2 separate regions of the Homo sapiens genome follow, and region 2 is linked to region 1. A link is an interaction called in ENCODE POLR2A ChIA-PET data of the cell type or tissue named here. Cell type or tissue: A673. All regions are shown on one strand. Region 1 has its middle 2.8 kb from the start of KCNN1. Region 2 overlaps PDE4C (phosphodiesterase 4C).

Region 1 (5,000 bases):
ACGCCTGGGGACTGTCCTCCCCGTAAGCATCAGCTGAAAGACAACTTTGCAAAGCAACTCAATGCCTGCCCCTCAAACGACCTCCTCCGGGGTCTAGCTCTGCATAGGGGAGCCTTGAGGGGGACTAGGGTGATTGCAAGTTGGGGGGTGTCTGGGAGCCAGGTGTAGGGCCTTCCAGGGGTGGGACTGGGTACATGCTGGGGCACTCGGTTAGAGGCCACCTTCTGTGGGAGGAGAGACGCCCGTCTGGATCAGGCCACCCAGTCCTAACCTCCAACACCCATTTCCAGGATGACAGGAAGCCAGAGCCCCAGGGAGTTTGGGATCACCAGGGCTGGGGGTCCCCAAAACTGTGCTCCTTCCCCCAGCACCCAGGCTGAACTTGGCCGACTCATTCATTCAAAGTTAATGGCGGCTCCAGGGAGCTTTGGGGACCAGTGGGTAGGGAGCTCTTCCTTCCTCCTCTTCCAGTCTTACTGCCTCTGCCTCTGCCTCACCCTGTTCCCACCAGGCTTGGGGTGACTGTGTTCAGCTCTGTCCCCCACCAGCCTGGGGGCTTCCTGGAGCCAGCAGATCCCACCTCCTATCTCTCTCCCACACCCTCCATCTGTTTTCTTCCCAGCCCAGAGCTTTGGCCCAGGTCAGGAACATCTGAGTGTTTATTCCTGAGGGAGGCTGTCTTCTGTGTTTCCTCTGCGGAGCTCAGAAAACAGTTGGACTGAAGGAAGGAAGGAAGGAAGGAAGGAAGGAAGGAAGGAAGGAAGGAAGGAAGGAAGGAAGGCAGGCAGGCAGGCAGGCAGGCAGGCAGGCATGAATGAGGGATAGCTGCATGGGCTGAGGGTGGCGGTGAGTCACAGAGGGGCCAGGTGATGGCTCAGAGTCTCAGACAGGACCTTTGTTCCCTCCCCTGGAGAGCCCGTTCCTCATCCCAGCCTGTCCAGACTGCTCTGCACAAGGCCCGGCCGTGGTGACAATGCCCAGGGCTGAGACAATCAGGAAATAGAGGCCTGGGTGGTCCCGGTCAGATCCACAGAGGTACCAGGCGGGGTTGGATAGGATCTGTAACAGGGGGCTGTTACGAGTGATCTGACCAGACACAAGCAGCTTTGAGAGTCACTGCAGAGCAAGAAAGGGGTTGTGGGGACTCCGAAGGGGCGGGTTTTCAGCCACACCTGAGAACCAGCCACCCCTCTTGCATCTCTCCACTGACTCACCAGCACTCCAACCTCCAGCCAAGCCTTCTCAGTCTCCCCTCGCCACAGTTCCCACCTCCAGGCCTTTGCACTTGCTGTTCCCCTGCCTGGACCACCAGGAGCCCCCCTTTCTAAAGCACAACATTGGAGCCACCCACAGCTCCCTCAGGATTGGGCACATCCCTGAACCACATTCAATGCTCCTGGCCCCTGACAGCTCAACCCAGCCCTTGCAGGAGTCCCTGAGCCACGAGAAGCATACCATGCCCACGGGCTGACCCTGGTCTGCTTGCACAGGCTGTAGCATCAGATGCTTTTTTCTTTCTTTTTTTTTTTTTGAGACAGAGTCTCACTTTGTCGCCCAGGCTGGAGTGCAGCAGCACGATCTCCACTCATTGCAACCTCTAAACCTCCACCTCCTGGGTTCAAGCAATTCTCATGCCTCCGCCTTCCAATGTAGCTGGGATTACAGGCGTGCACCACCAAACCTGGCTAATTTTTGTAATTTTAGTAGAGACGGGGTTTCACCATGTTGGCCAGGCTGGTCTCGAACTCCTAACCTCAAGCGATCCACTCCCAAAGTGCTGGGATTACAGGCGTGAGCCACCGCGCCTGGCCAGATGCTTTTTGAATTCAAGTCTAACATGTAACTGTCCCGAAATTCACAAAAACATCAGCCACAGCACTCCACTGCCCCCAATCCCCTGCACCCCTGCCCACGCCCTGAAGCCCCTGTACCCACCTTCTCCCTCTGAAAAGACCTGTGCTTGTTCTCCTTTGCATTCACCTGCCCTGAGGGATCGGGGACTGCCCCCATCAAGAAGTGGAACTTGGACAATCAATCTGGTGATCAACGGCCTTGCCTCCCACCTGAGTCAGTCCTGCCACCTGCTGGAATCCCACCCCTCAGAGACAAGGTTGGCAGCATGAATGGGAGTCAAGGTTGGATGGAGGTGGGACTTCTGGTGGGGGCTGTCTGGGTCTCCGTTCCAGGCAGAGCCTCTCATCAGCCCATGGTTGGCTGGAAGAGACCCAAGAAGCCTGCAAGTGAGCCTGTCAGGCAGCCAAGACGCCCCCGGGACTCATGCCCTGGGAAACTGCCTTGCGCACAGGCTGTGTCCTCTGCAAACGTCAAGCATGGTGGAGGCGGCTGGAGAGCAAGCCCCTCCGCAGGGGGCCTGAGGGCTGGGCCTCTGGTCTCTGGGCAGTGTCTAAGGGTCTGGGTGCAAGAGAACTGGAAGACGTTCACAGGAGCTCAGGGACACAAAGGTAGTGGCCGGAGCAGGGAGTGGCCTGGCCACACGAGCATCTCCCTACACCTCCATCCCCAGCACCCCTCCACAGGTGCATCCACTGAAATCTTGGACCCAGCCCGGACTGCCCGGATGGAAGCTGGAACCTGGGCCCCAGTGAGTGTCAGGATGGCAAGGGTAAGATATTCACTCATTCAGCCATTTATTTATTCACTGATTCATTCATTCATTCACTAATTCATTCATTCATTCACATATCCACATAGCCCCTTCTCTGAGCCTGGTGCTGGGGAATGCAGCACCCTAGAGAGATACAAACCGTGCCCCTCTTGAAGCTGGCTTTCTAGAAGAGGGGGACAACCCTCTCCAAAGAGGGAAATAAAACTGAGAATTTTAGATACACAAAAGTACTGTCCAGCCTAGGCAACATAGCGAGACCCTGTCTCTACAAAAATTTTTTAAAAATTAGCTAGGCGTGGAGCCATGTGCCCGTAGTCCCAGCTCCTTCGGGCGGCTGAGGCAGGAAGATCGCTCGAGCCCAGGAGGTGGAGACCACAGTGAGCTGTGATCATGCCTCTGCCCTCCAGCCTGGGCAACAAAGCAAGACCCTATCTCACAAAAAAAAAAAAAAAAGTATCAGAAGTATCAGGAAGAGATCCAAAAAAGTTGAAAGAACTAAGAACGAGGACAGGGAGACTTGAGTTAGGGTGGTCAGGGAAGTCTCTTAGAAGAGAAATCATTTGAGCTGGGTGTGGTGGCTCATGCCTATAATCTCAGCACTTCGGGAGGACAAAGAGGGCAGATCACCTGAGGTCAGGAGTTCGAGACCAACCTGGCCAACATGGCAAAACCCTGTCTCTACCAAAAATACAAAAAATTAGCCGGGTGTGTTGGTGGGCAACTGTAATCCCAGCTACTTGGGAGGCTGAGAGGCAGGAGAATCGCTTGAACTTGGGAGGTGGAGGTTGCAGTGAGCCAAGACTGTGCCACTGCACTACAGCCTGGGCGACAGAGTGAGACTCTATCTCAAAAAAAAAAAAAAAGGTGGCCGGGTGCAGTGGCTCACTCCTGCAATCTCAGCACTTTGGGAGGCTGAGGCAGGCGGATCACGAGGTCAGGAGATCGAGACCATCCTGGCTAACACGGTGAAACCCCGTCTTTACTAAAAATACAAAAAACTTAGCCGGGTGTGGCGTGGTGGCGGGCGCCTGTAATCCCAACTACTCTGGCGGCTGAGGCAGGAGAATGGCGTGAACCCAGGAGGCGGAGCTTGCAGTGAACCGAGATCGCGCCACTGCACTCCAGCCTGGGCTTGACAGAGCAAGACTCCGTCTCAAAAAAAAAAAAAAAAAAAAAAAGCCTGGGCGTGGTGGCTCACGCCTGTAATCCCAGCACTTTGGGAGGCCAAGACAGGCGGATCATGAGGTCAGGAGTTCAAGACCAGCCTGGCCAACATAGTGAAACCCCATCTCTACTAAAAATACAAAAAATTAGCCAGGCGTGGTGGCGCTGTAATCCCACCTACTCGGGAGGCTGAGGCAGAAGATCGCTTGAACCCAGAAGGCAGAGGTTGCAGTGAGCCGAGGTCACGCCACTGCACTCCAGCCTGGGTGACAGTGCAAGACACCATCTCAAAAAGAAAAAAAAAAAACAAGATCTGGAGTGTTGGCTCCCTCGGGCTCCTGGGAACTGCAGGGGCAGGAAGCGGAGTGGGAATACCAGGGTGGGAGCTGGGGCAGGTGTCGCAGAGGGCTTGTTCCTGAGCTCTCGGGATTCAGGGACCTGGGATTCCTTCCATCAGCATCTACTGAGCACCTCCTGTGTGCAGGACTTGTACTCTAAGGCAGGGACACTGTGGTGGTAAAGACACACAAAGTCCCCCAGACTCCCAGTTTCAGGCCAGAAGACAAGACCGGCTTTGATATGATAAATACACAAGGGCCCTGCAGACAGAACACGGAGGAAAAAGGGGCACAGGATGGGAGGGGAGGGACTGGGCCTGATCCTTCCCGGTTCTCCCCATGGGCTGCCTGCTGTGTTCTCAGCCCTAGAGCAGGAAGTGGGAGCCTGGGCGTGACAGGCAGGCAGGGTAGCAGCTCCATCATAAGCAAGGAGTCCCCAAAAAGCATCCAAGGCTGTCAGGGAGCCCCTGTCATGCCCACCAGCGGCCCCACCCTGGGACTGTCCCATCCTGTCCATTCAGACATGAGCGCCCCTCCCTCCTCACGCTCAGGCTAGAAGGCTCTAGCCTCCTTCCTTTACCACCCCCACATCCAGTGGGTCCAACCGATCCCATAAATTTGCTCCAGGGAACCCCTCTCTCCCCACTGTGGCAGCTCCATAGAGGAGCAAAGGTTTGACTCCAAACCCCAATGTCTTGCTACGCAGGTGGACTGGTTTGAATCGTGACCCCCCAAAATTTGAGTCCTCCCCAGAACCTTGGACCTTATTTGAAAATAGGGGTTTTTTTGGCCAGGCTCAGTGGCTCATGCCTGTAATCCCAGCACTTTGGGAGGCCGAGGCGGGTGGATCACCTGAGGTCAGGAATTAGAGA
Region 2 (5,000 bases), 250 kb before region 1:
GCCCTGACCCCCTCCGGATCCGGCCTCTCCTTCCCACCGCCTACCACCTCCTCCCAACAGGTCCTGGCCAGTCTGCGGACCGTTCGGAGCAACGTGGCGGCCCTTGCCCGCCAGCAATGCCTAGGAGCAGCCAAGTAGGTAGAGGGCGGGGCGGGGCGGGGGCGGGGCCGGCAGAGACAAGGTGGGCGGAAAGCGGGCTGCAAATTGAGGCTGGGGCTCCGGCGCCTCCAGGTGGGTTTGAGGGGCGGGGCCTGGTGGACTTGGGGGCGGGGCGAGATGGGCGGAGCAGCCACGCCTGAGGCTGCTGTACCGCAGGCAGGGACCCGTCGGAAACCCTTCATCCAGCAATCAGCTCCCTCCTGCAGGTAAAGTACCTGTTCCTTCCCTCCCCCGCTGAGGACAGCTGGGAGCTTCCTTTCCATAGTGACCTCCCCAGTCCATGAGCCCCTTATACTGGGGCTAATTGTAGCCCCGCCCCTGCAAAAACAATAACGCCCTCGGGGATGGACCCCACCACACTCATATTACAGATGAGGAGGCTGAGGCCCAGAGATCTCATGGTCACACAGGCACTCGGGGAACAGATCTGGAACTTGGGTCCAGGAGTCCTGGGTGGCCCCCGTGGGAACAGTTTCAGGGTCCAGATGAAGAGACGAAGTCGCGAGAGGCGTGGGGTCCCTGAGCGGGGGGGTTGGGCAGGCCCCTGACTGCCTCGGCTCCCAGAGGACACGGGGCAGAAGCTGGCATTGGAGACGCTAGACGAGCTGGACTGGTGCCTGGATCAGTTGGAGACGCTGCAGACCCGGCACTCGGTGGGGGAGATGGCCTCCAACAAGGTGAGGTGGGGCAGATCGCTGAGCTCACCTGCCTCGGCCCACGGTGCCCCATCATCACGGTCTTCACCTTCTCTCCGCCCCAGTTCAAGCGGATCCTGAACCGGGAGTTGACCCACCTGTCCGAAACCAGCCGCTCCGGGAACCAGGTGTCCGAGTACATCTCCCGGACCTTCCTGGGTGAGCTTTGTTGAGTCACTGCCTGGACGACATTTTAGGAGTACTAAGAAACAAAAGAAAGATTCCTATGATAGACCTCAGTCTGGGGGAGATACAGCCAGACACAGACACCTTCAGCCCCCATGAGTCAGGGCTGGATCAGAGGGAGGAACAAGGGGAACTTCCAGGAGCAGGGGACATTAAAGCTACGGTTTTGAAGCATGAGTAGAAATTTGCCTAGGAGGAGATGGAGGGAACCAGACACTAGCTTGGGAGACGGAAAGGACATTAGGCTGTTTGGGGGAAAATGCTGAGCCCCAGGCACCCAGGGGCCAAGCCTAGCAGAAGGGTTTACTGAGATCAGCTGTGAACAGAGGAGAGGGGTAGGTAGCTACAGGCAAGACAGGATCTTTTTTTTTTTTTTGATACAGAGTTTCACTTTGTTGCCTAGGCGGGAGTGCAGTGGTGCAATCTCAGCCACTGCAACCTCCGCCTCCTGGGTTCAAGCAATTCTCCCACCTCAGCCTCCTGAGTAGCTGGGGTTACAGGTGCCTGCCACCATACGTGACTAATTTTTGTATTTTTAGTAGCGATGGGGTTTCACCGTATTGCTCAGACTGGTCTCGAACTCCTGACCTCAAGTGATCTGCCCACCTCGACCTCCCAAAGCACTGGGATTACAGGCGTGAGCCACTGCGTCCGGCCGACAGGGTCTTTACTCCGAACTTACTTTGGTTCCTGTAGAAAGGGAAATAGGTTGATTCTGGGGTTTGGCAAAATTCAGGTCCTGAGGCCAGGCCCCAGCAGGTGAAATCGGCTTCTCTGAGCTTCACCCTGGCCCATCCGCAGACCAGCAGACCGAGGTGGAGCTGCCCAAGGTGACCGCTGAGGAGGCCCCACAGCCCATGTCCCGGATCAGTGGCCTACATGGGCTCTGCCACAGTGCCAGCCTCTCCTCAGCCACTGTCCCACGCTTTGGGGTCCAGACTGACCAGGAGGAGCAACTGGCCAAGGTGGGTCCCCAACCACAATGCCAAGATCAAGGTTTGGTCCCTGGCTCTGTCTGGATGCCCTATCTCGGGCCTGTTTGCCCACCTATATACTGGGCAGTTGGGGCTCACTGTGGAACCTGGGGTGGGAGGATGGAGGCTCTAGAGTCTGGGGAAGTTGGGCTGGGGTTAATTAAGCTTCAGCCCTTCATATCTTAGGAGCTAGAAGACACCAACAAGTGGGGACTTGATGTGTTCAAGGTGGCGGAGCTAAGTGGGAACCGGCCCCTCACAGCTATCATATTCAGCATTTTTCAGGTACCTACCCTGCCCTTGGCTTCCAAGGAAAAACTCCTGGGGTTTCCCTCACTGCTTCCTACCACAGACCTCAGGGACACTCATTTTTCAAATCCTCCCTGACATTTCTGAAGGGGATAATTTGAGCAGGGTATTGAAGGATGAATAGGAGTTCACTCAGATGAACAGTTTGTTGTCCAGAAGCCTCAGCCCTGGCCCGGCCCCTGGCCCTGAAGAGGAGAGAAATCTGGAGAGAAGAGCTGGACAGAGACACCCCCAGTCCTGTAGGGTCAGGGATGGACCACCAAATAACACAGAGTGGAGGAGTTCAGGAGAGCACAGAGGGCATCTCAGAGGAGCAGGTGCTTGAGGCATAGATAGGAGTTCAGAAGAGAGGGGTAGGAACAGCGTGTGCTGCAGCCCCAAGGCCAAGGCCCTGAGCCAGGGTCTGTGATGGACCAGGAGCGGGACCTGCTGAAGACATTCCAGATCCCAGCAGACACACTGGCCACCTACCTGCTGATGCTGGAAGGTCACTACCACGCCAATGTGGCCTACCACAACAGCCTACATGCCGCCGACGTGGCCCAGTCCACGCATGTGCTGCTGGCTACGCCCGCCCTCGAGGTACTGCGCCATGACTGCAGGCAGGTGGGCGGGTGCAGGGCCCAGAGAACCCGCCCCTCACCGCCTGTGCCCTCTGCCTGCTCAGGCTGTGTTCACAGACTTGGAAATCCTGGCTGCCCTCTTTGCAAGCGCCATCCACGACGTGGACCATCCTGGGGTCTCCAACCAGTTTCTGATTAACACCAGTAAGTAGGAGTGGGAAGTGGGTGCAGGAGAAGAGGTGGACCCTGCCTCCACCCTGTCCACCAGGTGATCTCAGGGGGTTCCCATCTGCCCTGAGCCCAGTCTCCCTGTCTATGAAATGACTATGACAGTTTTCCCTCCCTTCAGGGTCTTGGAGCAGGTCTGGGTACACAGTAGGTGCCAACAAATGACAGAATAATGAGCTGTGGCAGAGCTGATCTGGTTCCACCAAGACCTTTATTTATTTATTTTTAAAGACAGTGTCTTGCTCTGTCACCCAGGCTGGAGTGCAGTGGCGCGATTTCGGCTCACTGCAACCTCTACCTCCCAGGTTCAAGCGATTGTCTAGCCTCAGCCTCCCGAGTAGCTGGGATTACAGGCACACACTACCATGCCTGGCTAATTTTTGTATTTTTCGTAGAGACAGGGTTTCGCTCTGTTACCCAGGCTGGTCTCAAACTCCTGGCCTCAAGCGATCTGTCTGCCTCAGCCTCCCAAAGTGCTGGGATTACAGGCACGAGCCACCGCGCCCAGACAGTTCCACCAAGATCTTAAAGTTTAGGATCCTATGAGGAATCTGAAAAACTCAGTTGACAGGCAATTATTGGGCACCTTTTGTGTACAAGCCCTGGAGTGCTGGGGGTGAGAGTGGAGGCCCCTCACTCAAAAGGACCTAGAGTCCAGAGACTGGGTGCCATGGCTCACACCTGTAATCCCAACATTGTGGGAGGCCGAAGTGGGAGGATTGCTTGAAGCCAGGAGTTCGAGACCAGCCTGGGCAATACAGTGAGACCCTGTCTCTCAAAAAAATAACAAAAATTAGTCAAGGGTGGTGGCACACACCTGTAATCCCAACTACTCAGGAGGCTGAGATGGGAGGATCACTTGAGGCCAGGAGGTTGAGGCTGCAGGGAACCGTGATTGCACCACTGCACTCCAGCCTGGGTGACAGCAAGACCCTGTCTCTAAAAAAGAAAAAGAAAAAAAAAAAACATTACTGAGTACTCACTGTCACTGGCCATAGGGGGTCCATGAGGAGCCTTCCCAGTCTTGGGTAGGCAGAGCCAAACACAGACAACCCTAGCCCTGCAGTCAGGGAAGCGCCAGGGACCTGGATGGTTTCTTACAGGAGGGCATGCTAGAGTTGGGCCTTCAACGCATGGGTAGGAGTTTGCTAAGGATTTCCAAAAGCTGCTTTTGGGTAGAGTGGGTGGGGCGGGTGGATCTTGGGGCTCTCAGTCCCATACCCTCACAGACTCAGAGCTGGCGCTTATGTACAACGACGCCTCGGTGCTGGAGAACCATCACCTGGCTGTGGGCTTCAAGCTGCTGCAGGCAGAGAACTGCGATATCTTCCAGAACCTCAGCGCCAAGCAGCGACTGAGTCTGCGCAGGATGGTCATTGACATGGTGAGGCCAGGGCAGTAAGCGGGGCGGGAGGGGCAGAGGGGAGCGGGGCATCCTTCTCATCTGCAGACAGCAGGGTGGGGTGATATTGGCATGGCCGGCGGTTCATCCAGACCCAGGCATGTCCTCACTCTGTCTGAGCTTCCTCATCTGTGAAATGGAACAGTGGGGCCAGGGGCGGTGGCTCATGCCTGTAATCCTAACACTTTGGGAAGCAGAGGCGGGCGAATCACCTGAGGTCAGGAGTTCGAGACCAGCCTGACCAACATGGTGAAACCTCGTCTCTACTAAAAATACAAAAATTAGCTGGGTGTGGTGGTGTGCACCTGTCATCCCAGCTACTTGGGAGACTGAGGCAGGAGAATTGCTAGAACCCAGGAGGCGGAGGCTGTAGTGAGCTAGTGAGCTAGTGAGCTGAGATCGCACCACTGCACTCCAGTCTCAGCAACAGAGTGAGACTCCATCTCAAAAAAAAAAAAAAAGGGGCTAGTGACTGCCCAAACCC

What was found. Peaks named below come from ENCODE experiments on the same cell type or tissue, not always from the same donor. Only the 100,000 strongest peaks of a DNase experiment are listed, where the experiment ranks them.
Region 2: POLR2A ChIA-PET joins it to region 1 with 6 read pairs; 4 of 35 experiments call an interaction of 5 or more read pairs at or near these places.

Annotation. Positions count from the first base shown.
Region 1 is chr19:17,961,805-17,966,804 of GRCh38, reverse strand. It overlaps a transcript of KCNN1 not described here. Among named protein-coding and RNA genes, the nearest start is that of KCNN1, 2.8 kb to the left of the region's middle. RefSeq lists enhancers at 1-711, 3,879-4,451. In A673, no CTCF peak of the experiment used is centred here; DNase peaks (open chromatin) are centred at 784, 914, 2,254 and 4,475; H3K27ac peaks cover 4,242 bases.
Region 2 is chr19:18,216,239-18,221,238 of GRCh38, reverse strand. It overlaps PDE4C (phosphodiesterase 4C), which reads left to right. Exons shown (of 15, transcript NM_001098818.4): 4 at 61-134; 5 at 316-365; 6 at 724-836; 7 at 920-1,013; 8 at 1,842-2,005; 9 at 2,201-2,299; 10 at 2,741-2,905; 11 at 2,991-3,090; 12 at 4,344-4,498. Among named protein-coding and RNA genes, the nearest start is that of PDE4C, 7.7 kb to the left of the region's middle. RefSeq lists an enhancer at 751-1,950. In A673, no CTCF peak of the experiment used is centred here; no DNase peak of the experiment used is centred here.